Linked DNA regions of Homo sapiens: regions 2 and 3 are each linked to region 1. A link is a loop called in an ENCODE intact Hi-C map of the cell type or tissue named here. Cell type or tissue: PC-3. All regions are shown on one strand. Links, peaks and the distances in the headings refer to the core of each region. The heading gives the core; the rest is flanking DNA.

Region 1 (8,123 bases), core at 1,698-6,697:
ATAAATTGCTTTGGGCAGTATGGCCATTTTCACAATATTGATTCTTCCTATCCATGAGCATGGAATGTTTTTCTATTTGTTTGTGTCCTCTTTTATTTCCTTGAACACTGGTTTGTAGTTCTGCTTGAATAGGTCCTTCACATCCCTTGAAAGTTGTATTCCTAGCTATTTTATTTTCTTTGTAGCAATTGTGAATGGGAGTTCACTCATGATTTGGCTCTCTGTTGGTCTATTATTTGTGTATAGGAATGCTTGTGATTTTTGCACTTTGATTTTGTATCCTGAGACTTTGCTGAAGTTGTTTATCAGCTTAAGGAGATTTTTGACTGAGACGATGGGGTTTTGTAAATATACAATCATGTCATCTGCAAACAGAGAAAATTTGACTTCCTCTTTTCCTATTTGAATACCCTTTATTTCTTTCTCTTGCCTGATTGCCCTGGCCAGAACTTTCAATACTATATTGAATATCAGTTGTGAGAGAGGGCATCCTTATCTTGTGGCGGTTTTCAAAGGGAATGCTTCCAGCTTTTGCCCATTCAGTATGATGTTGGCTGTGGGTTTGTCATAAATAGCTCTTCTATTTTGAGATACGTTCCCTCAATACCTAGTTTATTGAGAGTTTTTAGTGTGAAGGGGTGTTGAATTTTATTGAAGGCCTTTTCTGCATCTATTGAGATAATCATGTGGTTTTTGTCATTGGTTCTGTTTATGTGATGGATTACGTTTATTGATTTGTGTATGTTGAACCAGCCTTTCATCCCAGGGATGAAGCCGACTTGATCATGGTGGATAAGATATTGATGTGCTGCTGGATTTAGTGTGCCAGTATTTTATTGAGGATTTTCGCATCAATATTTATCAGGGACATTGGCTTGAAGTTTTCTTTTTTTGTTGTGTCTCTGCCAGGTTTTGGTATCAGGATGATGCTGGCCTCATAAAATGCATTAGGGAGGAGTCCCTTTTTTTCTATTGTTTGAAATAGTTTCAGAAGGAACAGTACCGGCTCCTCTTTGTACCTCTGGTAGAATTCAGCTGTGAATACATCTGGTCCTGCTAGCTGCAGGAGTTTTTTTCATACCCCAGTGGCACCTAGAACACCAGCAAGACAGAACCATTCACTCCCCTGGAAAGGGGGCTGAAGCCAGGGAGTCAAGTGGTCTAGCTAAGCAGATCCCACCCCCATGGAGCCCAGCAAGCTAAGACCCACTGGCTTGAAATTCTCACCGCGAGCACAGCAGTCTGGGGTCGACCTGGGACGTTGGAGCTTTGTGGCAGGAGAAGCGTCCACCATTACTGAAGCTTGAGTAGGCGGTTTTCTCCTCACAGTGTAAACAAAGCCGCCAGGAAATGTGAACTGGGTGGAGCCCATCACAGCTTGGCAAAGCCGCTGTGGCCAGACTGCCTCTCTAGATTCCTCCTGTCTGGGCAGGGCATCTCTGAAAACAAGGCAGCAGCCTCAGTCAGGGGCTTATAGATCAAACTCCCATCTCCCTAGGACAGAGCACCTGGGGGAAGGGGCAGCTGTGGGTACAGCTTCAGTAGATTTAAATGTCCCTGCATGCTAGCTCTGTGCAGCAGATCTCCCAGCACATTGCTCCACCTCTGCTAAGGGTCAGACTGCTTCCTCAAGTGGATGCCTGACCCCGTGTCTCCTGACTGGGAGACACTTCACAGCAGGGGCCAACAGACACCTCATATAGGAGAGCTCCAGATGGCATCTGATGAATGCCACTCTGGGATAAAGCTTCCAGAGGAAGAAACAGGCAGCAATTTTTTTGCTGTTGTGCAGCCTCTGCTGGTGATACAAGCAAACAGGGTCTGGAGTGGACCTCCAGCAAACTCCAGCAGACCTGTAGCAGAGGAGCCTGGCTGTTAGAAGAAAAACTAACAAACAGAAAGGAATAGCATCAACATCAACAAAAAGGACATCCACTCAGAAACCCCATCCAAAGGTCACCAACATCAAAGACCAAAGGTAGATAAATCCACAAAGATGGGGAGAAACCAGTGCAAAAAGGCTGAAAATTCCAAAAACCAGAACGCCTCTTCTCCTCCAAAGGATCACAACACCTCGCCAGCAAGGAAAAAACTGGATGGAGAATAAATTGGACGAATTGACAGAAGTAGGCTTCAGAAGGTGAGTAACAATAAAAAGCAAAAAACATGCTAAAGGAGCATGTTCTAACCCAATGCAAGAAAGCTAAGAACCTTGAAAAAAGGTTAGAGGAATTGCTAACTAGAATAACCAAAAAATAAATTTGTACTAAAAATAATTTGTTGGTTATATCTGAAATTCAGATTTAACTATGTGTCCTATAGTTTTGTTGTCAAAATCTTGCAATTCTAGTTATGAACAACGTTGAAGTGTAGGTGAATAATCCTAATTTCACAGTTGATGAAACCAAATGAAACAAAGAGATAAATTCCCCAAAGTCACATAATTGAAAAAGGGGCAGAGACATGATCTGAACCCAGATTTGATTCATTGTCACCTCTTCAGTCTCAGCAACCATGAGCAATGTTGAGAAAATGATAGCAAGGAGATGGAGGCATAATTTGTGGACCTGAGGATGGCACTAGCCACCCCCATATTACATCTACAAATATAAGTGGGCACTACAGAGGCACCCTGCTCACCCCTGCCCAGGCTTCCCCAACACATCTGTGAGTCTCCTCTGAATGAAAAAACCAGCTCCATACTTGACTTCATGTTTGTGTTGGTTTTTGAACTTGCTGAGACCTGTCTGACACATCACTTGCCTTTCATTGTGGCTGTGTTCTCTGAGGTCTTAAATCCAGCCTGCCCTTTAGATCTCAATACCTGGCAGGCCACCTCCACCCAAGCTTCTTGATAGCGCGGGAAGAGGGAGGTAAATGAGAGACCCCAAGACTGGGCTAGCTGGCTGCTGGCTGTTGAGACATTCCCAGCAGAGATTAATAGTATGAATACTAATACAAAGAATAGCTACCATTCATTAATACTTGATAGTATTAATACAATCAGCAGCTTCCCCATCCTTGCACTGCTGAATCTTTTATGTACATTATCACATGTAATCCTCTCAGTAGTCCTAGCAGATGATACTATTATCCCCATTGTACAGGTTTAGGAAAGTGAGCAACTTGCCCCAAATCATCCAACAGAGCTAAAATTCCTGTCTAATTTGGCCTGCCCCCAAGTCTCTGCTCCTACCTTTGATGTACAGCTTTGTCAGCTGTCCCAGAATGTCAGGAAACAACCCAGAGGCTGTGGCTGCTGCTGCTTGCAGCTACTCGCAGCTACTCCAGCTTCCTTGTACTTCAGAGAGCACAAGGAAGGTCAGGAATTTAAATGAGCTCCTCTCTGCCTGGGCTTGCCATCCCTGCATGTGAAGAGGTTGTGGAAGAGAAGCCATCCTCACTTGTGTCATTGCAATTTTTTCTTTCTTTTCTAATTAACCATAGGTGCCATGAGCAGAAAGGTACCTCTTTTTAAAAACCATCCACCAGTTTCCAAAGTATCCTGTCCTCTAGGATAGGCTTTGTGCCTCTTGCTGCCCCCAGGGTGAATGAATAGGATCTTATTATTTGGATTTTTACTTAGTGAGTAAAGTAAATACAATTTACTTATAAACAAGTGCTGCAGCTAACTCTTTGGCAATCAAAGCACAAGATGAAACTTGAGTTCTGTCATGCCAAGGACTCCAGGATGAGTCACTCTAACTCCATATCAAATCAGGAAATAAGCATAAACATTGTATTAAGAATACAAAAAGAATTTAGTTAGATTCATCCTCTTATTTAAGAAGTTGGAAACTTTTCATCAGAAGAGCGCCATGGAAAGGAAAGTCCAGGGAATAAAGGATAGTGTTCAAAGATAGTTACTGATACTGACATAAGACTTCCTAGAATTTATAGCTGTATTTTGAGGGAGTGTTTAGGAATAAATCTTTCCATTTATGAATGTTTGTTGTCATGGTTAAATTTATAAAGTGTCAAAAACCCATTTTAGAAAATGCTGGTCCAGACCCTTGCTACTCACTGTGGTCCAGGAACAAGTAGTATTGATGTCACCTGGGAACTTATTAGACTCTAGGGCCTCACCCCAGAACTACTGAATCAGAATCTTCAGTTTCACAAAATCCCCAGGTGATTTCTATGTAGTAGTCTAGACTGGCAAATAATAGCAGCTGGGAGTTTTGGTGGTCAGTGGAACCTAAAGTGATACTGAGGCCCATCCTGAAAGAAGTTACTGGGCAGGCAAGGGGAGTAGGTGGACTTTCCGTGGAGTGAATGGCCTGCAGCAAAAGGGTAGGTGGCACTTCCAGCTGGGCAGGGGACTCATATCTGTGGCAGCAACGCTTCCTTTTATTGAGTCCATTATGCCTAGTGAGGGAAGCCTGCTGAAATAATTTAACCAACTTCTGCAGATTCACTGCCCCATATGGTCCACTAACAAAACCTTTCTATATTTTCAGAACTGCTACAGATTTTGTGTGTGTATGTGTGTATACATGTACATACATGTGTACACGTGTGTGCATATATATGTAAAATAATTGCAATATTATGATTGTGAGAAAGGTGCCGATTTGCCTTTTTAAAGCCACACTTTCAGCCAATAAAACAAAAAATTCCCTGAAACATTTCAACCCAAAATTTCGTTTTCAGAAACCAGATACCTATCTAAGTTATAGAACTGACATTTAGAAGTGCTTATAAATGAGCTTCTAAATGAAAAATAATGTTGAGTAATGGAAAATCTGGAATCCTTTATTTAAATTCAGCATCTTCTTCTGGGAAATAGGGATAATGATACTTACTGGCGGGTTGTAGTAAGATGCATAGTGAGATACATGGTATGTTGTTGTTGTTGTTGTTTTGGAGATGGAGTCTTGCTCTATCACCCAGACTGCAATGCAGTGGCACAATCTTGGCTCACTGCAACCTCCACCTCCCGGGTTCAAGCAATTCTCCTGCCTCAGCCTCCCGAGTAGCTGAGACTATAGGCATCCACCATCATGCCCGGCTAATTTTTGTATATTAGTAGAGACGGGGTTTCACTGTGTTGCCCAGGCTGGTCTCGAACTCCTGAGCTCAGGCAATCCACCCACCTTAGCCTCCCAAAGTGCTGGGATTACAGGCATGAGCCACCACGCCTGGCCAATACAAGTTATGTTTTCTAAACTGATAAAATTATTAGAATCAGCATTCATTTACACCAGTGTAAACACAGCATTAGCCTCACTGACTATCTACATACAAAACCAGTGAGAATTGAGGTTCCAGGCAAGGTACATCTGACTCTTGAAAGCAGCAGAGCTTGACTCAACGTTAAGTTCTCAATTGTATGAACTTCAAAGCTTATTTGCGACCATATATGATAAGTAGAGTTAAAAATGAATGACTACAGAGGAGATAAGTGAGAGACCCCTTTTATAAAAGGGACAGTTGTCACCCATCTTGCCAGGAATGATGACAAGGAAGGATGGAAATTGTCATGATCCTAACAATTCACTGGACCCAGGGTCAACCCAAGCCAATAATACCAGAATTTCTTCATATTGTCCTGCCAAAGAGGATATTTTAGATGAATATAGAGCAGGCCCACCCCAGACCTATTGCTCTTCATAACAAGCTTTATATAGCCCAAGAGCTGTCTCCTCAGCTCCCCACCGTGGCCCCCTCCCAAACTGTTTAGTTACCTTTTGCTGCATAACAAACTACCCTACACTTAGTGGCTTACCAGAGCAAGTCATTATTTCTCATGAATCTATGGTTTGAGTGGGCCCTTCCAGACAATCCCATTATCCAGGTTGTCTTTTCTTTTCTTTACTTTCTCCCTTCCTTTCTTTCTTTCTTTATTTTATTTTATTTTATTTTTTGATGTAGTCTCACTCTGTTGCCCAGGCTTGAGTGTAGTGGCACGATCTGGGCTCACTGTAACCTTGACCTCCTGGGTTCAAGCAATTCTCCTGCCTCAGCCTCCCAAGTAGCTGGGATTATAGGTGCCTGCCACCATGCCCGGGTAATTTTTGCATTTTTAGTAGAGGCAGAGTTTCACCATGTTGGCCAGGCTGGTATCGAACTCCTGGCCTCAGGAGTTTATATATATATATATGCCTTGGCCTCTCAAAGTGCTGGGATTACAGGTGTGAGCCACCGTGCCCAGCCTCAAGGTCAGTTTTTGTTTTTGTTTTTTGAGATGGAGTTTCACCCTTGTAGCCTAGTCTGGAGTGCAATGGCACGATCTTGGCTCACTGCAACCTCCCCCTCCTGGGTTCAAGTGATTCTCCTGCCTCAGCCTCCCAAGTAGCTGGGATTACAGGTGTGAGCCACCACTCCTGTCTAATTTTGTATTTTTGGTAGAGATGGGGTTTTTCCATGTTGGTCAGGCTGGTCTCGAACTCCCAACCTCAAGTGATCCACCCGCCTCAGCCTCTCAAAGTGCTGGGATTACAGGCATGAGCCACCACACCTGGCCTGGGTCAGTTTTTTAGTACTAGAGCTGCTATCTGATCTCCACTTGTCCTTTTATAGTGCTTCATTTCTGGGGTGGTCAGAATTTCAGAGGCAATGATAATATAACCAACAAAAGACTGTTTGTGTAATCTGTAACCAACTTTACTAAAGAGCCATGAGTGACTATAGGAAATGTCAATATAGGGGGAAATAAACTTAAGTTGTATATTAATTATAAATGTTCTCATTATAGATTTTTAAAAAATAGTTAAGGCTTTCCCTGGACACAATCCATCTCCCTTCAGCAAAAGGGTAGGTGGCACTTACTACCTTCTTCAGAAAGGTCTTGGTGTCCACTCTCTTCAGAAAGAGAATAAATGGAGTTTCTTCAGTATCGCACAGTAGAAATCAAACCCTATCCTTCAGGAAACCCCTTAACAGAGATAAATGTATTTCCCATCCCTTCTCCAACAGGCATCTTAAGACAATAATTTGCCATAAACAATTTCCCAAATCTTAACATAGAGCGAGGAGAGGAGCTTTGCCAGATTGGCCCCACTGGGACTTTGACACTCCAAGTCTCCTGGTATCCTTTGAGAAATCTCTACAGGTATGAAATGAGGTTGTGTCTCTTCCTCATCCTTCCTGCAAGCTCCTAATGGATGTCTTCTCCCAGCCCCACATATACACCCTTTAAGGATAAACAATCAGAGATGGAAGAGTCTAAGTTCATATGAGGAATGAGAACCATTTCTCCAAGTTCAACCTCTCCAGCATCTTTCTCTTCCCTCAACTGAGAGAGTGCTTCACTTTGCAGATCAAGATCCATTCTTCTTTGTTGATTTTCTGTTTCCAGGCCTTAACCAGAAACCTATTGTTTATATATATATATATATTTAAAATCAGACCCATTAGAGTGTCTTTCCAACAATAGGTAGTATAAATCTGATGGCTGCTTTTTAGCAACATAAACTCCAAGCAGAAGCACTGATTGTCAGTTTGCCTTTACTTTGAACAAAATGAAATTCTTGGAGATTAGTCTTTATAAGCAGTAGATGAGCAGTTTAAAGAATTAACTTCTGTCTGTCCAGAGCCCACCCCAGAAGGGCTGGGTTGAGGAGGTGTGTTTTTCTTTCTGCACGTATAACTCTGTATTTATGAAGGCCATTCATTATGATCATTTTCCCCCAGTGGAAGAGAATAATCTAAGGAAAGGTGTGCCATATACCTAGAGAGCAGTCAAATATACCTTTAGAGCCTGTTTCCTGCCTACCTCTGTGCACTATTGTCCTCCCCCATCAGATCACCTAGTGAATGAAGGCAGTCAATCTCCATGGCTCCAGTCTCTGAAGCAGTCCCTTAAATGCCAAGTGTTGGCTTTACTTTTTCAAAACATTTTGACAGATTTCTTCTTGGAAACTAGATCTCTAGAACAACTTTATCCTGAAAGAAAGCAAGACATACATTGCCCCCCACTCCCACTTTGAAAAGTTCCTAGCATAAACACACACTTTACTAAGAATCTTAAAATACCTGACTGTAAGATAAATTAATTTTAAAATGACCTCAATAATTTAATCATAATTTGAATAGCTGATCATATCTTCTCTGGGTAATGACATGAGGAAAATACACAATTGGCCACAGCTGACTAACTACTTGGTCTTAGATTTAAAAGA
Region 2 (8,123 bases), core at 1,648-6,647, 82 kb before region 1:
ATGGGAGAGTCAAGGAGCATGGCACGCATCAGCAGCTGCTGGCACAGAAAGGCATCTATTTTTCAATGGTCAGTGTCCAGGCTGGGACACAGAACTTATGAACTTTTGCTACAGTATATTTTAAAAATAAATTCAAATTATTCTACCATTTTATCTGACTTGTAAAATAAGTTTCTGGTTTGTCATCATAAAACATAGGTATGTCTGTCTCATTCTAGATCAATTTAGAAGACCCAATTTGGGGTTTATTACGGCATTTGAAATTTGAGAGTTAGAAGTGACACCTGTCTTGATGAAGTATTGAAACAACAGGCTAGCTCTCCCTAAGTTATTAGAAACATCCAGAAAAAGAACAAAATTCAAGGTAAGTACAGGTGTAGAAATATAGAAGCCACAGACATAGGGAAATGGTCTTATGGTCCTGAATGGGTTGGGTAGACAGGAAAGTTTGGGAATAATTTTCCCAAGTACAAAAGAAAAATAAATTGTTCAATAGCCTCATCTCTCTTGGTAATTTTCTAAATCATTCTATTGTGGAATCAAAGTTTTTTAAATGAATGAATTTCCAGCTTTATCATCCAACATCAAGAGAAAATGAAATTGCCCTACCGAGCTAACTCTGAAAGCACATATCGGTTCCATAAAGCAAGAAAGAGCCCTATCATTAAGTATTTTTTTAAAGTTTTAAACTCATTAATTTAAAATGTACAATTATCAGTATAATTTCAAACATCAAACATCAATGATACATGCTGAGTTTCTATAGCAACTGCGTTCTCTTTTATAAATAGACTACTTTTCCCAGAAAATCCGTTTTTCCTACAATGAAAGGTATGTTTAGATGGAAAGCAAAAAATATAGACAACCCCTAGAAGCTAACCACACTGAAATGTTTCAATAATTTTCCCTTTGTTTTCTCCACAATTTTCTGCAACAAATTAGTTCTTAGCGCTCTATCAGGTTGTTAAATTCAGTAAATCATCCAAAGTTCTTCTAACTGTAATAAGCCATATTACCAAAGAATTTTTCAAATGTGACCACTGTGTGAGTGGATCAAGTTTCAGATTAACCAAGATAAAAGTGGGGCAAAAAGTACATTACTGCAGTGACCCAAAGTAGTGTTTGACCTATTCCTGTATAATGATACCCAAACTTGCCTGATCAGAATCATGGGGCATCTATTCGTAAACAAAATAATTGATTCAGTAGGTCTGGGTTGAGGCCCAGGAATCTGTTTTTTAAAATACACTCTAGGTGATTATTCACATCAGGCAAGTTAGGAAAAGTGGTGAAGTGTGAGTGAGAGGAGGTTTCTGTGCAGGTGATGCAGTCTCCAAAATACGCAACTCATTACACATTATAGGTTGAGTATTCTTATCTAAAATGCTTGGGATCAGAAGTGTTTCATATTTCAGAATATTTGCATTATACTCACTGGCTGAGCATCCCAAGTCCAGAAATCCTAAATGTTCCAATGAGCATTTCCTTATGTCAGCACTCAAAATGTTTTGGATTTTGGAGCATTTCTGGTGTTCAAATTTGGAATGTTCAACCTGTATTTATAAACCAACCAAATGATTCTAAATGTCCTCGCTATCTAGTTTAAAACCCTGCATTAGAATGAGGGGAAAAGGTTCTTAGTTCAGATCTCATCTTCCTTTTCTATACCAACTGTGAAGAAATGTATCAAATGCTACTGAAGCCAACTCTGAATGTTTTCACAGAGAAATAGTACTGATGCTTTTCAGGACAGAGGCTGGCACAGTGTAAAGGGCTTAATTGTTAGCAATAAACCAGTCTTATCAAATTCAGAGCGTACATGTTTCTTAAAAGGGATGTATAGAATCAGTACCCTGAGTATGATGTAATCTTTACATATATTAAAATGTCTGGCAGATTGCTATAGTACCCATAATCATGCCCTCTGTGCCCACTCTTTTACAAAGTGACTTTCTCTTATCAAGATATTACTTTTTCCCCACTCCTTGAATCTGGACTTCTCTTGTGACTTGGTTTAATCAACAAAATGCAGCCAGGTGATGGCATGTGACTTCAGGGCCTAGGCCTCAAGGGACCTTCACCTCTCAGAACACTCTCACTACCAAGTAAGGAAGCTCAATTCTGAATACTAGATGATCAGAGACCATGTCAGGAGAGACAGTCCCAGCCACCAAATTTACAGATAGTTGGTGAGGTGATCTTAAACTTTCCAGCCTCAGTCCTGGTTGCCTGATGATTATAGCTGTACAAATAAACACAGGCAAGATGAGCAGAAGAACTGTCTAGCTGTTATCAATCAACTGACAAAGTAATGAGAAACAATAAACTGATTCAAGACACTAAGTTTTGGATGGTTAATTACACAGCAATATATAACTGAGGTCAAAAAGCACCAGAAAAGCAAACAGGAATGAATCATTTATTCAAACAAAACAAAAAGCTATATAATTTTGAGAATTTCATTTTTTGAGAGTAAAAACTACAAAATTGAACAGCGAGGAGGAAAAAATTCTGACAATGTGATTCAACATTAATCCTTTAAAAGTCACTGTAACAAATTTAAACATAAGTGCTTTATTTTTCTATTCACAAAACTAATTATAATACACCACAATGAATTTTGTTACGGTTTTATGTGTGTAATAGAGGGTATACATCTCCATACTACTAGCTAATTTGTCTGTTTGTTCAAAAGAGTTATTTTTCTCTTTTTTTCTTCTTTGAGACAGGGTCTCACGCTCTTGCCCAGGCTATAGCATAAGGGCACATCACAGCTCACTGCAGCCACAACCTCCTGGGCTCAACCGATCCTCCTGTCTCAGCCTTCAAGTAGCTTGGACTACAGGCACACATGCACCACCATACCCGGCTAAGTTTTTGATCTTGTAGAGACAGGACCTTACCCTGTTGCCCAGGCTGGTCTCAAACTCCTAGCTTCAAGCAATCCTCCTACCTTGGCCTCCCAAAGTGCTAAGATTATAGGCATGAGCCACTGCACCCAGCCCAAAAAAGTTATTTTAGATCACCATTAGATTGTAGTGGTCTTTCCCATCAAACATAACAGGCTTGTATCCCTGTGGTGAACATAGAAGGCATTGATTTCAGGGAAATTAGCATACAATAATGTAATTCATACCCTTTGGCAGCTAAAAAAATTAAAGTGCTTGAAAGATGGACTCTACATTGATGTCCAGAGAGAGGATTTATAACCCATGTAAGTACCAACAAAAATACTTAAAAATTAGAGTAAGACTTGCATTGTTAAAGTTTGTAGATTTGGATTGTTGAGGCTTAAATACTGCATAGTTCTATATTCACTATGTCATAATTTGCATTGCTGCTGCATCAGAGGAGCTTAAAAATATTTCTACCTTCTATGGCAGAATAAATTTAGAGAGCATGATTCTACTAATTTCTACATTTAACAAGTTTTCTTAACTTGTTAAAGGAATGTTAGCAAGTCAACATTCCTTCCCATCTCATATTACCAACTCACTCCCAGCACTCAGTTTAATGATATGTTTTGGTAAGTGCTTAATAGATGATTCATCTCTAAAGATGAGTAGAGTTCATCAGCTGTATCATATCATGAAAAGCACAAAAAGTCAGCTGAACTAGCTTTTCCGCATCAGTCTCGGGACAGGATTTCCAGGCTGAACAGGCCACAACAAACCTGTGAAGCATAAATAATGATTAATGATTACACAAAAGGCTCCAAATAGTGATGGTGAATACAACCAGGACTTTATTTCATCTGGATATTCATACATGAAATGTGAAGTCTTGCTGACATTAGGTAAATGTAACCTGACACAATTGAAGGTAAAGCCATATCTGTAGATAATGCTAAGAAACACCTCATTCATTAGATGACTAGCACCTAGGGACAAAGGGGAACAAATTAGCTAGAGCCCTAGAGTGCTCTGAAGCTAGGTCTTACTGCGTTTAAAACAGAACAAAAAACCTCCTTCCTAGAAAAGTCCTTCCTAAAGTGCTACTGGAATGAGTTGGAATATGAATTCATGCTACAGTTTTTAATGAAATTTAAACTGTTTTTAAAGAGTACTTGAAGAAAGTTTGAAAAAAAAAAAAAGGCAGAGAAGGATGATAGGTGAGAAAGGCTATTTCTAGGAGTCAAAAAGAGAAACTCTTGGGATCAAGTCATGCCTTCCACCATCTTTCTCGAGATACTCCTAATAAGAAATCCCAGATCTGGCAAGTGAGAAAAGTGGCCCTGGGAAGCTGAAATAAATAGGAGAGAAGCCTGACTTAGAGCTAGTCTTCCACTTTACAGACAGAAGTTTCTATAGCGAAATATGAATTAGGCTCAAAATTAAAATGTGCAATGTAATGCTTCTGGAAAACCATGCAATTTTCACATCACTTAAAAAAAGAGTAAATTATGTCTTCAACATGTGCTTTAAGTTAAACAAAGAGAAATAAAAATAAGAACATGCTCTAGCCCAGTATATAATGATGAAACCAATGTCTGAGTGGATTATATTTGCAGAAAAGTAATACAGAAACCTTTAGGAAGTCCTGCCTTGTTTTCACCTCGTGATTCATGATCACGAATCATTCTCCAGCTACACTTGGCATGGAATTCCCAGATATTTAGCAGCATCTAAACATGTTTCTCTCCACAGATTAACCATTCTTATTCAAGTGTCAATTTTTTAAAAAAATTTCAGTTATCTTTCTAAAGAACAGCCTTTCCTACATGTACAGACAATTCATGAAAGAAACACAATGCCAAAAACAATGAAAACATGTTTTACTTCATAGGTAAACAAGTAATTTATGTTATTTTTTGCCTGTCAAATGAGTAAATACTTTTTTTTTTTTTGAGAAAGAGTCTCACTCTGTTGCCCAGACTGGAGTGCAGTGGCATGATCTCAGCTCACTGCAACCTCCATCTCCCAGTGTGAAGCAATTCTCGTGCCTCAGGTTCCCAAGTAACTCAGACTACAGGTGTGTGCTACCACACCAGCTAATTTTTGTATTTTTAGTAGAAATGGGGTTTCACCATGTTGGCCAGACTGGTCTTGAACTCCTGGCCTCAAGTGATCTAGTGTAATCCCTCCCAAAGTGCTGGGATTACAGGCGTGAGCCACCATGCCTAGCCTACAGAATTTTTATAATAACTAGAGTTGGCAATGGTGTGATGAAATGAGAAAGGATACGTTTATAACCTTATACATTATTTGTAATGATGGAAAAACAAAATAGTAGAGAAGCAGTTAGATAAATCATAGGAATCCTAAGACTGGAAATTATACAACCATCAAAATATCTCAAAGCATACTTAATAGCATTGTAAACTGCTTGAAATAATAAGCAAGAATGAAATTCACAAAAAAGGACACAAATATTTACAGTGTAAATATACAGTCTACATACATTATAGGTTGGGAGCATCATATAATTATAGTCTTATGCCATGTAATGGAAATGTAGATAACTTTGTTCTTATGTAGTTTTTATATTTAACAACTTTTTTTTTTTTACAATCAGCATGTAATACATTTAAAATGCAGTGGTCTAGTCTTGGGGTAGAAGAGATGAAAGAAGAGGCAGGGGAGGCTGGCACACTCAGTGTAACTTTATGTAAATACATTGTAATTTCTATCTTTTTGCTTTTTCATTTCTCTAAAAATGTTTCTATACTGTACCAACCCTTGCCCCACTTGCTTTAGTTTCAATGCTCCTATCATAGAAGGGTCCAGTGCATGTCATAAAAGCCATCAAAAACAGTCTTGAATAATCAGAACGCTTCTGTGAGATTATCTAACATCAGTTCTGGCACTGCTTCTACTATGTCTTCCTCCTCGTCATTTGGCTCTGGTTCAGAAGCACTCATCTCCTTCAAGTCACCTTCTGTTAATTCCTCTGGTGTGGTGACTATTAGTGCGTGATTTTTCAAATTTTTTAATAGAGATGAGGTCTTACTATATTGCTCAGGATGGTCTCAAACTCCTGGCCTCAAGCAATCTTCCCACCTTGGCCTTCCAAACTGCTGGAAACACAGGCATGAGCCACTGAAACTGGCCCAACATCCATACCTTGAAATCCTTCACCCTCCACTTTTTTTTGCCATATCGACAATCTCTTTCATGATTTCCTAGACTGGCTCTGTCGTAAATCCTGTGAAATCATGTACATCTGGACATAGTTTTCTCTAGTAGAAATTTATTGTTTTGGGCTTGACTGCTTTCATGACTTCTTCTTAACAACAATGGCATCTTCAATGGTGTAATCCTTCCAGACTTTCATGATGTTCTCTTCCATTGGGGTAAAAGACAATCCTTGGTGACAATCCTTTCTATTGAGTCCTGCATGTAATGAGCCTTAAAGGTCCTTATAACCCCCGATCTAGAGCCTGAATTAGAGACATGTCTGGGGGCAAGTAGACCATTTTGACACCTTGGGTGTTTAAATCATGGGGTTCTGGGTGGCCAGGGTCACTGTCCAAAATCAAAACAACTTTAAAAGGCTAGGTACTTCCTGACTTCAGTGACAAAACATCAAAGAAACCAGTCCAGAAAAAAAGGTTATCATTGGTCCAGGCCTTCTTGTAAACTAGCAGCTGATGTTTATCTTTTCCCTTCAAGGCTCAAAGTTAACAGCTTTACAGACAAAGGCAGTCCTGATCATAAACCCTACTGCATTTGCACAAAACAGTAGTGTTGGCCTATCCCTTTCTGCCTTAAAGCCTGATGCTTGCTTCTTGTGATGGTTAATACTGAGTGTCAACTTGGTTTGATTGAAGGATGCAAAGTATTGATCCTGGGTGTGTCTGAGACAGTGTTGCCAAAGGAGATTAACATTTGAGTCAGTGGGCTGGGAAAGTCAGACCCACCGTTAATCTGGGAGGGCACCATCTAATCAGCTGCCAGCACAGCCAGAATATAAAGCAGGCAGAAAAACCTGAAAAGACTAGACTGGCTTAGCCTCCCAGCCTACATCTTTCTCCTGTGCTAGATGCTTCCTGGCCTTGAACGTTGGACTCTAACTTCTTCAGCTGTGGGACTCAAACTGGCTTTCTTGCCCCTCAGCTTGCAGCTGGCCTATTGTGGGACCTTGTGATCGTGTGAGTTAATGCTTCTTACATACTTCTTAAATATCCTATTAGTTCTGTCCCTGTAGAGAACCCTGACTAATACACTTCTCTTCCTTACTAACAAATGTCCTTTGTGGCATTTTTTTTTTCAGAATAGGGCACATTTGTCTGCATTAAAAATCTGTTCAGGCAGATATCCTTTGTCCTCAGTGATTTTCTTGATGGTGTCTGGGAACTTGTCTGCTGCCTCTACTTCTCCTGTTATCTTGACATTTTTAAAGCCAAACCTCTTTCTAAAATTATCAAACTATCCTTTGCTGGCATTAAATTCTCCAGCTTCAGATCCTTCACCTTCCTGTAAAGTTGTCATATAATAACTTCGCTTTTTCTAGAATCATAGTAGAGTCTATAGGTATGCCTTTTTATAGCAAGAAAGGCATTTTTTTTGCTATAAAAAATATAGCACCCACCAAAAAGCTGCATTTTTAATTGGAGATCAAAAGGCATTTTGCAAACGGCAAAGTTTTAATGCCTGCCAGTGTAGCTGCAGCAATAGCTTCACAAATTTCCTTTTTTTTTTTAAATAGTACTTATACTAGATTTATTTATGTTGAAATGATGGGCAAATGCAGCTACAGATCTCAATCTATGATACTTATCAAGCAAATCAACTCTTTCTTGTAATGTCATGACTTTTCTCTGCTTCTTGGGAGCACTTGCAGTATCACTAGAAGCACTACATGTGGGTCCCATGGTATTATTCAATGTTTACAATACTGTACTACCCACAATGAAAAATACATGAGAATAAACCACGAAAGATCACTTTTTGTGATCTGCTAAAGAGACAAACTGCTTCTGCAGAGATGATTAGCATTATGTGACATCTTAAGGAGATACTTGCAACTCTTTAGCTCACCACAGTAGCAACATGAGGTAGCTACAAAATTATTATAGTAGTACAGTGTGTACCACAGTTAATTTAATGCAATTATGATTGAAAACTGCATCTTTACATTTGTTTACATTTCTCTTGACTGCAAATGGCACCATATAAAGTCTG
Region 3 (8,123 bases), core at 1,648-6,647, 60 kb before region 1:
ATGCTATCCTGATGCTTTATTTGTTCACATAATTTTTACCTTTCATTTCTTGCACTTACACAGAGGCAATATGTATTTACATAGTGTTTAAGAATGTAGGCTTTGGTTCTGAGTTCAAACTACTTCCTAGCTGGGCAATAGTAAAAAAGTTACTTTGCTTTCTAATTAAACTGCCTCATTTCCCTGTAGAGATAATGCATACATACATACAGATGCTGTGAAAAATGATTTTTATACCACTTACACAGTACTTACCAAGGATCTAGCTCACAGCAATAATTAGTAACTATTGTTATTATTAACTAAAGTTTTTACATGCTTCCTATGCACCCTCTGCAAAGCCTTACAATAAAGCCTACAATATAGAGAAGACAATATAGTTGACTTCAGGTTTATAAAATAGGAGGGAAATGGAATTAATATAATCACAAAAGAACATATTCAAACAATTAAAATTATGGACCAGCAACATGGCTTTAGGGTAAAATAAGCTTTATTTTACAGTACATATGCTTATTTTTCTTCTTATTATTATTTTTGGGACAGGGTCTTGTTCTGTTGCCTGGGTGGGAGTGCAGTGGTACAACCATGGCTCACTGCAACCTGGACCTCCTAGGCTCAAGTGATCCTCCCACCTCAGCCTCCCAAGTAGTTGGGAGTATAGGTATGCATTACCATGCCCAACTAATTTTTTATTTTTTGTAGAGATGAGGGTCTCACTATGTTGCCCAAGCTGGTGCTGAACTGCTGGAATCAAATCCTCCCACCTTCGTCTCCCAAAGTGCTGGGATTATAGGCATGAGCTCCCATGTTTGGCCTACAGCATATGTATTTCACTAATGATGATTTACAAAGGTTAAACTGCACCCTCTATAATCATCTTAGGTTAGAAGGGAAACCTCCATGGAATTTAATGCAAATTATCAGGTGGAGATAATCAGATCAATTTTATGAATATATGCATGTTAATGCACACACATAAAACATGTCCGCACACTATAAAAAAGCAGTTCAGTTATGCTGAGAGATATGCTCATTATGAGCCCAATATTCTTTATTCAGAGACAGACAAGATTATCAAAATTATTTTCATCTTGAATTTGTGTGAACAGCAGGATACTGGTGCTATTAGTAAAAATCAGTTTAGCAAAAGGTGTTTTTTGATGGTCTTGGGGATGAGGGACGGAAAGCAAGATGAGTTATTCTTGATGAGATTGACTTACTCTTATATAACAATATAACATCCAATTTGAACAATTTAACATATAATGAAACACAACTCTCAAATGAGAATAATAGGTAAAAGCTAGAAAAGTATAGCTGCAAGTTACATATATAACAATAGGTCAATAAAGTGGTCAGAGGGGGAAAAGTGTGATGAATATTAAGGTCAGTTTCAGAATCAGTAGAGAGGAAAATACTGTTAAGAGGAAAGAGGCAGTGTCAAAATATGTATGCAGAGGGTAACCAACTGCAGCAGACAGGTCAAAGGGAAATGAAGGGAAGAAGCCAGGGGGCAGTTAACCACCTTACAAAGGGTAGTTTGCAAGGAATGGTAAGGACATAAACCAGACTGAGGAAGGTCAAGGAGAATCAAATGAGGAGCTGAAGAGAAGAAAACTGAGGCAATTAACAAGAACTATTCTGTCAACAGTAGACTCAAAGGAAGAGTAAAGAGAACATCTTCAAAATAAATGACTTGTGGCAACTTTTCACTGTAGCTCTGATGAGATACTCCAATAGACATTTACTTTCAGTGCCTATTAACCAATCCACCTTGTTCTGAAATAACAGCTACTTTACTGTTCTTTAGGCAACCAAGCACCACTTTGTAGTGGTTTGAATGAGACTGATTCTACCCACTAGATTCCAAGGTTGGGCATGTGACCCAGGCCAAGCTCATCCAAGCACCTGATTCCCCAGGATGGGGACATGAATCACACAGGCCAATCACAACTGATGAGGATTATTCCAGGACTTTTGCTGTAACCATTGGAAACAAAGAAGCTGACTATTTCCTTTGGGAGTCTATGAAGAAAGCTATGAAGATATGAGACTGTTGGTACAACAATCACATTGGGCAGTCTACCTAAATATGAGGCCAAACAAAAGAAAGCAGTACCAAAAAATGGGGAGAGATTTCTAATGAAAGCATTTGAACATTGAAGTCAGCTTTACCCAAATTTAGCTAACTCCTTGCCAACAAATATCTTCTTACGCTAACGCTAGTTTGATTTAGGTTTCTATCACCTAAACCTGAATATGGATTAATACAACTACTGAACCCTTTTTTTTTTTTTTTTGGAGTCGGAGTCTCAGTCTGTTTCCCAGGCTGAAGTGCACTGGCCCAAACACTGTTCACTGCACCCTCAACCTCCCAGGTTCAAGCGATCCTCCTAGACCTCAGCCTCCCAAGTAGCTGGGATCACAGGCGCACAACACCATGTGAGGCTAATTTTTGTATTTTTTGTAGAGACGGGGTTTCATGCCATTGCCCAGACCAGTCTCCATCTCCTGGGCTCAAGTGATTCACCTGCCTTGGCCTCCCAAAGTGCTGGGATTACAGGTATCAGCCATCATACCCAGCCCCAAACCCCTTTATAAAAAATTTTCTTGGTTCATAGACCTCCTGAATGCCTATCAGACAGTTAGTAGACAGCTAGTGAAGATGTCCATGGGAGGGGAACAGAGGAGAAGCAAGAAAAGTTGTTCATTTTTTATGAAAATGGTCAAAATGGTAGTAACTGCCATTTTAATATCCACAGCCTAAATAGTGTTCCAAAGATTATGTGTCATTTTAGGAAAATAGTTACCTAGTTACTAGGTGAATCTTGAACTCTATAAATATATCCATATGCATTGCTCTGCATAGAACACATACATAATGCCATATAATACCTTTTGAAATAGGTATTCTCAGCAAGCAGATAATACTGGGTTTTAAGAGCTTATATTACATAAATATTATATGCAAATCCCATTTTGCAGATATAGTACACAACAAACTGTTGGCCTTACTACAGAAGAAAATAACTTGTCCTATACTTTCAATGAGAATTCATAACTAAACTTTTCACCACAGTGCCATAAAACTAAATTACTATTCACTTACACTGTTCCCCAGCACAAGTATTTATGGTTTATTGTCATTAATTTAACCTAAAAGATCAAAAGAGAAAAATTTCAGTAGTTTACTTACATCACAATTACAGCCAAATACTCCATTAGAAAAGGAAATCAAGTTATAGGATTTGTCACCCCAGCGTACTGTTGGATCTCCAATAAGGATGGCTGCAATAATCTAAAATAAATTTAATTTTTCCAAATTAAAAGGGTTTAATATTGGTTTGTAAGAATTTACATCTTAAACACATATATCATCTCACCATTCCTCTTCACGTCAACCAAATTTAATAAAATCATAATATAGTTATGATCAGCAACACTGATATGTGATATGCAAAGTCAAGAGAGAGTAATTCTGGCCCTGACTTTAGGGGCTTCTCAAAATCTCAAGTTAAGAAAATCCTACCAGAAAAGAAAATGCTGGTACAATATTCATGAATGTTTACAGAACATAGAATTGAGAGGATAAGGGTTTTGTAACTTGAATAGGATAAAAGATCTTGATAAAAGTTTAGTCATTAAAGTCTAGTTAGGAGGAAATATTTTAAGAATTCGTTTCCTACTAAACCTGTTTTTCAAACTGTATACTTTGGCCTATTAATGGATCATGAAATTAACTCAGTGCATCATAATCAATATTCCTTACAAAAAAGGAGAATAAAATAGACTGGAAATATCAGTGTACCTCACAGACAATAAAAGTAATTAGTGCTCTGTGAAACTCCTATTTTATATATGTGTTTGCATGCATATACACATGTATATATAGTGGGCTGCAATCTAAATGTATTTGTAACTAAAAATTGTGGTCAAAAAACTTTGAACAACACTGCATTAAAATACATTCTTCCTTAAAAAGAAGTCTGGTGATTCTCAAAAAAAAAAAAAAATCTCTCTCCTTGCTACAAGGTTTTCCAATCCTTGATATTTTTTCCTATTATTTAATACCGATTAATTCACTATAAAATAATTAAGTATTTTCAAAAGACTATGAGATTTCTAATACAATTACTATCTTTTATTATTTCCTGGGACACAAATGTCACCCTGGGGGTGGCAGGGGAGCATAAAATAAGGCCATATTTACCCTTAACGTCACTGACATCAATGTGTTCAGCAATTAACCAAATGATAAAATAAATGACTTACAAGGGTGACATAATTCTTAGGAGACACAGTCCCAACTATGGTGTCAAGATACACTAGTGCAGGTTATGATTAGGTTATCATTTCACCTTTGGCAAGAAAAGCTCATTAACCTAGTGCTCTGTGTAAATTTTCTGAGTAGGCAAGCAATGAAAAGGTTGAGCAACACTGATATGTGATATGCAAAGTCATACTTCTTTAAACAAAGTATAATATATAGCTAAACAAACTTAAACAATGTGGCAAGGATTTACCAATTTACTATCTACTTTATAAGCTTCAATTTGGCACAAGTATATTGTATAACTAAGAAAAAGTTTCAAGAGCCTAAAGGTAGAAAAAGAAAAAAAACTTCCATGTTCAATAAATATGAGTCTTCCAGAAAAATCTGCAATAAAAAAAAAAAGAGAAGGTAGTTAAGTACCTCAGAATAATCCTCTGGTGTTACATGTGGACTGCTATCCTCCATGGAATATACCAGTAAACTACTCTGAATTTTTTCTAACAAAGCCAAGTTCTCTGGATCAAGACCAATCAGATATTCTCGTGCCTAAAGGGCAAGGAGATGATGATCAAATATTACAACTGAAATACAATACATCAAAAGAGTTTGTTAGAGAAAAGCTTCGTTAAGAAAAGTGTAAATCAGAACCTTAGCCCATCGAGTTCGCTCCTCACTAGTTAATGCTGCAATCCCAGGTCCATCAGGTTCACTATGGCACTTCTTGTGGATATATGTCAGTTGTCTTATGGAAGATGAAAAGAAGATTAAAAAAGAGTACAGGCAGAAAGTAACTACTTTGGCCTTTAAAAGGTCATAACATTGATCAATATTTAAATGTTTGGATATATTACCCAAAGAAACCACTTATGATGCCAATAGATTTCCTACATCACATATTTTTTTAAGTGATTGTGTTCTATTAACACCAAAAGCATATTTGACAATAATTTAATTTCAGTAAATAAATTTAGTTATTGGCTAAATTTAGTTTCGCTGATATATACTTTGGAAATGTGCATGCACTTCTAGGTTGCAAGTAAATATCCTTTTTACTGTAAATATCCTTACAATGGAGAACTTGAAAAATATCCTGGTAATCAATTTCACAAATATAATGTACATCTTATCTAACTAAAATCTATGTGCGTATATATTTAACCAGAGGACTTACTGTATACTCAATTAATATTTGTGTTTTACCAAAAAAAAATAGAAATACCATATAATCAGTTTTAACTATTTTCATATGTGCCACTTTGTTACTTCTAATCATTATATTTTTAAAGACTCTATTAGCTAAGGATAAACTACTCCCCCTCCACAGTATTTTATGCTCCTAGATTGGTGAATTTCATGTATCTTTAAACATACAGCAGATAAATAACTGGGTTCTCCCATAAAGAAATTTACATCAGTCAAAAATCCACAGAGCTTTAATTTAGCTCAATTTCATGGCACATGTTAAGAAATTACTTCAATTTAAAAGCTTTCAAGGATTTCTCAGGAAGTGAGCTAATGTAGCTTAATAAATGGTCAAAAAATGCTACTAGTAGCCATCAGTTCTGACTTCATCATTCAAAATTGGAATTCATCATTTATCTACTGATTTGCATACTCTCCTCTGTTTGTTCATTATATCTGTAACACTGATAAAGAAATACATTTCTTGCTGAAAAATTCCCCCCTTGTTATTTGCAAATTAATGGTGTCCTGAGGAACAGAATAAGGGTTTCTTCACCAATCTGCATCTATAGCAGAGCAACTTGCTTTGCCTCTCTTCCTGCTTACTTTCTTTAGTAACTACTGATTTTGCTCCAATTATAAGTAAAGCTTTTGCAGTTGTGGTTACTAGCATAAACTCTGAATTTCTAAATAAAATCAACCTGTTTCTCTCCATATGGTACTTGTTGCTACCTTTCCCTTACCAACTACCTCAAAGCACGAGTTTTGACTATGAAACTTTTACTTCCTCCCTGAAATGATCATTTTCATGTTCGTTTTACAAGGTGGTCATTATTAGGGAGAAATTACAAAGGAAAGTGTGTTAAACCTGAAATGACATTTTAAGTTTGATAATAAAAGGTCACATAACTGCCCAAATCGCCACCATTAAGAGATACAGATTTGGTAACAAGATAATCCCTCTTTTCCTTTAACTTGGCTAACTATGCACCTGTTTTTCAGCTACACATCTAATTTTTTATATTTCAAAGCACAAAGATTTGTATTAAAAATATCTGCATTACAGAATCATATATTTTTTTAAATATTCTATAACCCACACAGTCTGGCTTCTGCTTCATCGCTTTCCATTCACTCTTTAATTTACTGTCCTCGATTTTTGTTCTCCAGTGATTATCTTGAAAGTCACCAATAATGTCCCATTAAGGAAACCTAGTAGCTTTATTTAAGTCTAATTTTCCTCATTATAGAATGTTTGACACTCAGGTATGAATGTTAAAATTATCTTCTTACTTGATTTTTTCACATGGTCCCATTGTCGTCTCCATACGTCACTGAAGTCTTTTTCATTGACCATTTGTTCTCCTTACACTGCTGAATGTGTCTTTTCCCAAATTTCTGTCACTGGCCTTTCCAAGCTCCTCTTATAAGTTTCTCCCTTGGTAATCTCGTCTACTTCTTTAATAGTTTCAATGATCACCTTTATGTAAGAGGCAACCAACTCTCTAACTTCAACACCATTTTTTCTCTCAATCTCTGTTACCAAAGTTCCAAAAGCTTGTTGGATATCTCTACTTCGATTCCTGCCAACATTTCCAACTAAATGTATATTTAAACATTATCTCCCCCTTCCCACAATTTTTTTTAAAAAGATCTTAAAAGATAATATATGTGTAAATCTTCATGTCCTCAGATTAGGCAATGGTTTCTTAGATACAATTCCAAAAGCACATGTAACAACAAAAAAAGAGATAAAATTGGATTTTGTCAAAACGAAAAATATTGTGCATCAAAAGAGGCCATCAAGAAAGTGAAAAGCCAAGCCTAGGAGATATAATTTGCAAATTATATATCTGTAAAAAGACTTATATCTAAAGAACGATTACAATTCAATAATAAAAAAACAAACTAATTTAAAAATTGGCCAAGTATCTGATTAGACATCTCTCCAAGGAAGATATATACAAATGGCCAAAATGCATGTGAAAAAATCTTTAACATCATTATCAAATATAAACTACAACGAGATCCCACTTTACCCTTACTAGCATCGCTACAATAAAAAAGGCAGACAATAAGTGTTGGTGAAGATGTGGAGAAACTGGAACCCTAATATACTGCGCCATTTTGGAAAACTCTCTGGTAGTTTCTCAATAGTTAAACATAGAATTACCATATGACCTGGCAATTCTACCCCTAAAATATACCCAAGAGAAATGAAAACATATGTTTACATGAAAACCTGTATACAATAGTCACGGCAGCATTATGAATAATTTACTATTTGTCTATTATTCATAATAGACAAAAAGTAGAAACAACTCAAATGTCCATCAACTGATGAATAGTTAATAAAATGTGGCATATCTGTAAAATAGAATGTTATTCAGCAATAAAAAGGAATAAAGTATTCATACATGCTAAAACACGGATGAACCTTGAAAACATTATGCTAAGTGAAAGAAGCTACACACAAAAGGCTACATGTTGTAAGATGCCATTCCTATATTAATAAAATGTATAAAATAGGCACATTTATAGAGGCAGAAAGTAGATTGGTAGTTGTCAGAACTTTTGGGTTTTTTTAAGGCAAAAACAGAAATCCAGATGTTTATGTAAATTTTCCTGATTTTTAAATAGTGATTCAAATTCTGCTATCCAAGCA

The links. Peaks named below come from ENCODE experiments on the same cell type or tissue, not always from the same donor. Only the 100,000 strongest peaks of a DNase experiment are listed, where the experiment ranks them.
Region 2: a loop joins it to region 1, with 5 times the contacts of the local background. A loop is called at or near these places in 5 of 110 quality-filtered maps.
Region 3: a loop joins it to region 1, with 8 times the contacts of the local background. A loop is called at or near these places in 2 of 110 quality-filtered maps.

What each region holds. Positions count from the first base shown.
Region 1 is chr7:87,312,518-87,320,640 of GRCh38, reverse strand. No RefSeq gene overlaps it. Among named protein-coding and RNA genes, the nearest start is that of TP53TG1, 29 kb to the left of the region's middle. In PC-3, for the core only: no CTCF peak of the experiment used is centred there; a DNase peak (open chromatin) is centred at 3,650; H3K4me3 peaks cover 1,053 bases; H3K27ac peaks cover 1,452 bases.
Region 2 is chr7:87,394,074-87,402,196 of GRCh38, reverse strand. It overlaps CROT (carnitine O-octanoyltransferase), which reads right to left. Exons shown (of 18, transcript NM_021151.4): 18 at 2,403-3,673. The coding sequence ends at 3,553. It overlaps ABCB4 (ATP binding cassette subfamily B member 4), which reads left to right. Exons shown (of 28, transcript NM_000443.4): 28 at 1-501. The coding sequence ends at 101. Among named protein-coding and RNA genes, the nearest start is that of CROT, 52 kb to the right of the region's middle. In PC-3, for the core only: no CTCF peak of the experiment used is centred there; a DNase peak (open chromatin) is centred at 3,556.
Region 3 is chr7:87,372,527-87,380,649 of GRCh38, reverse strand. It overlaps CROT (carnitine O-octanoyltransferase), which reads right to left. Exons shown (of 18, transcript NM_021151.4): 8 at 4,925-5,018; 9 at 4,697-4,822; 10 at 3,200-3,301. It also overlaps a transcript of ABCB4 not described here. Among named protein-coding and RNA genes, the nearest start is that of CROT, 31 kb to the right of the region's middle. In PC-3, for the core only: no CTCF peak of the experiment used is centred there; no DNase peak of the experiment used is centred there.